Regions from separate parts of the Homo sapiens genome. Here region 2 is linked to region 1. The links are chromatin loops, found by intact Hi-C in ENCODE. Cell type or tissue: OCI-LY7. All regions are shown on one strand.

Evidence for each region. Peaks named below come from ENCODE experiments on the same cell type or tissue, not always from the same donor. Only the 100,000 strongest peaks of a DNase experiment are listed, where the experiment ranks them.
Region 2: it touches region 1 in a loop (7-fold over the local background); 12 of 110 quality-filtered maps call a loop at or near these places.

The regions. Positions count from the first base shown.
Region 1 is chr12:32,301,357-32,303,856 of GRCh38, forward strand. The region is part of intron 3 of BICD1 (BICD cargo adaptor 1); the gene reads left to right. Among named protein-coding and RNA genes, the nearest start is that of FGD4, 97 kb to the right of the region's middle. In OCI-LY7, CTCF peaks have their summits at 1,049 and 1,250; DNase peaks (open chromatin) are centred at 265 and 1,045; H3K4me3 peaks cover 1,255 bases; H3K27ac peaks cover 2,500 bases.
Region 2 is chr12:32,107,612-32,110,111 of GRCh38, forward strand. The region is part of intron 1 of BICD1 (BICD cargo adaptor 1); the gene reads left to right. Among named protein-coding and RNA genes, the nearest start is that of BICD1-AS1, 1.4 kb to the left of the region's middle. RefSeq lists an enhancer at 206-843. In OCI-LY7, a CTCF peak has its summit at 2,470; DNase peaks (open chromatin) are centred at 640 and 1,390; H3K4me3 peaks cover 2,500 bases; H3K27ac peaks cover 1,742 bases.

The sequences.
Region 1 (2,500 bases):
TGCTTTAGTGTGGGAAAGGTTGTTTGCTCGGTGGAAAAGGTTGGAGAGAGTCAGTCACAGGGCAGGAGCAGTGAACTCAAATGACCACAAGCAGCTTATAAATAGCATTAAGTACAAGATGTAAACAAAAAGTAGAGGCCGAGTGCAGTGGCTCACGCCTGTAATCCCAGCACTTCGGGAGGCTGAGGTGGAAGGATTGCTTCGGTCCAGGAGTTTGAGACCAGCCTGGGCAACATGGTACAAAACCTTGTCTCTACAAAAAGAAAAAAAAAGCCAAGCATGGAGGTATGCGCCTGCAATCCCAGCTACCCAGGAGGCTGAGGTGGGAGGATTGATTGAGACTGGGAGATCAAGGCTGTAGTGAGCTGTGATCAAGCCACTGTACTCTAGCCTGGGCAACAGAGCAAGACCCTGTCACAAACAAACAAACAAAAGAAAAAGTAGATGGAAAAGGAACAGCCAGTGCTCACTTACAGGTGATTTTTGTGCTCTGTGAAGGTGGGCCCAGTGTTGCCTGAATTATTTATTTATTTTTATTTACTTATTTTTAGACGGAGTCTTGCTCTGTCGCCCAGGCTGGAGTGCAGTGGCGCGATCTCGGCTCACTGCAACCTCTGCTTCCTGGGTTCACGCCATTCTCCTGCCTCAGCCTTCTGAGTAGCTGGGACTACATGCACCTGCCACCACGCCCCACTAATTTTTTGTATTTTTAGTAGAGACGGGGTTTCACTGTGTTAGCTAGGATGGTCTTGATCTCCTGACCTCGTGATCCGCCCGCCTCAGCCTCCCAAAGTGCTGGGATTACAGGCGTGAGCCACTGAGCCCAGCCCGAACTTTTGATTTTTTTAAAAAAGAAATCAGAAGTTTTCAAATGTTTGTGAAATCATCAGTTTTCTAAATATTGGCAATCAATTCCAAAAGTTTTATAACGTGTTACAAGCCAAATAAAGCACATCTATAGGCTCGATGGTCTATGGGCACCCCTTGTGATCTCTGCTTTAAATCATTTGATGTCTGAATTGGTGGAAGGGACACGGGAGCACACACCAGCCTGGGGAGCCCACTAGAGTACAGAATGCAAACTACAGGGACACATGCCTTTGAGCAGGTAGTAGATAGCCAGGGCCTGTCAAGTTATTAGGTGTCCCAGGCCAGGTAATAACTCCTTGGAGTTGTGAAAAGTATATTTCATTTCCATGCCATCATGTTTGTAACATGCTATTTATAGTGCCCAGTTATCATTTTTCCCAAAGTGCAATTTTTCTCCCATGAAGTACTCATAATCTTAAGTAATGTAGTTGATATGTAACCCAGAAACTCCTACTTGATTAGAAGACAGTTATTGGTAGTATGCCATTGATAGATTTGTTAATTTTTTGTTATATTTATTCAAATGCATATTCATGGTAGAACAATTAGCACTTTCTAGTTTTCATTCTAAATAATGGATATTATAAATAATGGTCTCCAATATTGACTCTTTTGAGTAATTCTATCAGGGACATGTTGAAATTCCAATGACCATTTTTTTTTTTTTTTTTGCCTTAGAGGCATCTTTTGTACATAATGTATTTCTTTTTTTTTTTTTTTCCCTCAAGACAGGGCCTCACTCTGCCACCCAGATTGGAGTGCAGTGACACCATCAGGGCTCACTGCAGCCTTGACCTCCCTGGGCCCGAGTGATCCTCCCACCTCATCCTCCCGAATAGCTGGGACTATAGGTGCACGCCACCACACCTGGCTAATTTTCTTATTTTTTGTAGAGAGAGGGTTTCATTATGTTGCCCAGGCTGGTCTCAAACTCCTGTGCTCAAGCAATTCACCGAGATTACAGGCCTGAGATTACAGGTGCTGAGATTACAGGCCTGAGCCACCGTGCCCAGTCCTCATAATGCATTTCACACACCATAGTGTGGTGAGCACATTCTTTCACTGAAATAACACTATCCATATTCACATATACAACTGGCATTGTTAGAAACATCTGCTATACATATGTCTTTATGAGTTGCATCCTATTAGAGCACCACAGTGTTTCGGTGACCAGTGAGTGCTGGTTTACCATCAGCTTTCATTGTTCCCTTCTGACGGTGTATTTCTCAGTTTTTTCCTGGGCCCAGTGCTGCCCAGAGTAAAGGCTACATTCTTCACTCCTCCTCGCAGCCAAATGGCATAAGACTAGTACCAGCCAATGATATATAACAAGTGATGTGGGTAACTTTTAATGTCCTTAAAGGGAGACAGTGTGCTCCTTATTTTGTGCCACCGCTTAGAACATGATCAAATGGCAAGCCACCTGAGATAGTATGGTCTAGACTAGAAGGCTGTACAACAACAGAGGAAGAGCCTGGCTCCTGGATGACCTCATGGAGCAGAGATTCCATGAGGAATCTCCTCCTGTCTACCTCCATACTGTTACATAAGAGAAAAACCTCTGGCTGGGCGTGGTGGCTCACGCCTGTAATCCCAGCACTTTGGGAGGCTGAGGTGGGTGGATCAC
Region 2 (2,500 bases), 190 kb before region 1:
GATCAAGAAGTCATAAAGGAGGTGATTGAAAGGACTGTTTTTTCTTCTAGGGCCCTTTGTTGGTAAGAGAAGATTGAAAGAGTCCATTGTTTCCTCCCCCAAGAGAAAAATTGCCTAAGAAATGAATATATAAGCTGGAATTTGGGAGGCAATGGCTGTTTGGCCTGCGGGGGAGGGAGATTAGTAAGAGTCATCAAGTCTCAGCACTCTAAGACGACATTCAAGTGGGTTGGAATGTATAAATCAAACTTCTCAAAACCGCTGTTATCTCAAACCCAGGTTTCAGCGACAATTTCGTAGTCCACAAAAGTGATGAGGTTTGTGCCTGAGGACCCACAATTTCAGGATTTAGACTGTGTGGCACCTCAGCTTTCCTCTGGATGTAACCACTCCTTGGTGAGAGAGGGAACTCCTCACCAATCCCATTTGACAAAGGCTAGGCAATCTTCATTCTGCTTGGCTTTAGTCATTCTTGTCATTGGGCTGCAGAAGAAAAACAACTTTGCTGGGTGATCCCACTGCCTTGATTTCACCTCGGAGCGAGGCTGGGCCATGTCCAAGTCTTATGAGGTCACCCTGACTAGAAAAAATTGAACTCACCTACAAATAGTCTGAAAGAGTGGTGTATATCAAATACGTGGGTAGTGTTGCATTTCAAATGAGGCTCTTCTGGTTGAAATGATATATTTATAAAACCAGAATATCAAAAATGGGTGATGTATAATGTCTCTTTAGTTTTTTGGTATTTGGCCTCTTTTAAAGCCTGTCGGATGTATGGGAGAAAACAATGAACGTGCTTTGATTTCCTATCAGTCACTCTTAAGAACATACATATTGTTTAAGTAACTCGGTCTTTTTTATCTGATTCTTGAGGCACTATGGGTAGCAAATAACCACTTACAAATTTAAATGTAATATACACTCCTTTTCTGTGTGTCAAGTCCTTATTTTTAGGTGCATATTGACATTTAAATGTTAATTATTGTTTGGCATATAATATCAAAAATCTATTATTTATTTTATGCTGTTACAGTTAAAAGATGTGATTTATGACATACTGAATCAACTTGCCTTCCAATTTAGTGTGTAATATGGTAAGCATTTATACTTTTAGATATGTCTTATTTTTATTTGGATGCCTGTCTACCAAAAAATAAATGTACTACCTATGATTAAAAATCCCAACTAGGAATCTAATTTTTGTGTGTCAGGCTGTAAATTTCTGGTTCCTATTTTACTTACCATGTACCTGTCTGGTCTTAACAACAGCTGGACTTGTTTATATTTTCCAACTTAGATTAGGCTGACATGTTTAAATGCAGTGATGCTAAACCTTGTGAAGTGAGGAAGCAGGATGATGACTGTCATTCTCAGAGATGTTTTGATATTGTCTATACCTATCAACACTGCTTTGCCAAGATAGGGAAGTGCAAACCAGAAAGTGGTAAGCCATCACCTTCTTGATAAAGGAGATGGACTTAATTTAATGAAATGTACCTCTTACTGACTTTGCTGCTTGATTTAAACAATCCTTCTAGGGATATTTCTGTCATTGCACTTACCTTGCATAGCAAACCTTAATGCAATTGTGTTTTGCCTTTGCTACACCATGAGCTTTGCATCCCAAGTCTTTAACACAAAAGCTAGCACACAGTGGGCATGAAATATTTTATGAAAGAATCAGTTTGTACTAGAAGAAGGCACACTTTTATCAAGGGTTCACTAGTCAATATTGATTAGTGTTAGATAAATACTAAGAAAATTAGGATGTATAGGAAGTGACAGATGTTAATAAAACTACCTGTATTAGTTTCACCAGCAGTAATGAGAAAAATGTGAAAAAAACGTTTTGTAGGAATAATGTAACTGTGGTTTCTTAATACAGAATAATGCAAATACCAACTAAAATTTTTTCTATAAATATTTTAATATATATTTTGTTCTATATAGCAGGAGGTTAATAAAAATTTACCAGCATTATTTTTACTAAACGATTCTTGTTCATATATTTATTTTCAGTTGCATTTAGCATAAGTGAAATTCGAGATTCCTAAAAAACTGGTTTATACAGTTATATAAAAATGTATTTTAGGTAATAAAATTATTATAGTTGATTATTTGATAGTGAGGCCTATTATTTTTATTCTTTAAACATAGAATATACTTTAGTTGGAAATATAACTTAAATGAGTTAAATTGATTTCAAGTAACATTTCTTGTATGAAAAGTAAATCCAAAATAATTGTGCAAACTGAGGTGTTCCAACACCTCAGTTTTGAAAAATATTTTGTGAGTGTTTTGATTTTTCAAAAGAAAGTTTTGCTCATCAGGTATGTATAGTAAATGATGTTGCATTATATCTATAAAGCCAAGCATAAAATAAATCTTTGCTTATTTCTAGGATTTTTGAACAAATATGATTTATTTAAAAATAATTGAACCAGTTTATGGGAATGTCAACAGAAAACTACTGTATTAAGTCCAAATTGGACATTAGTAA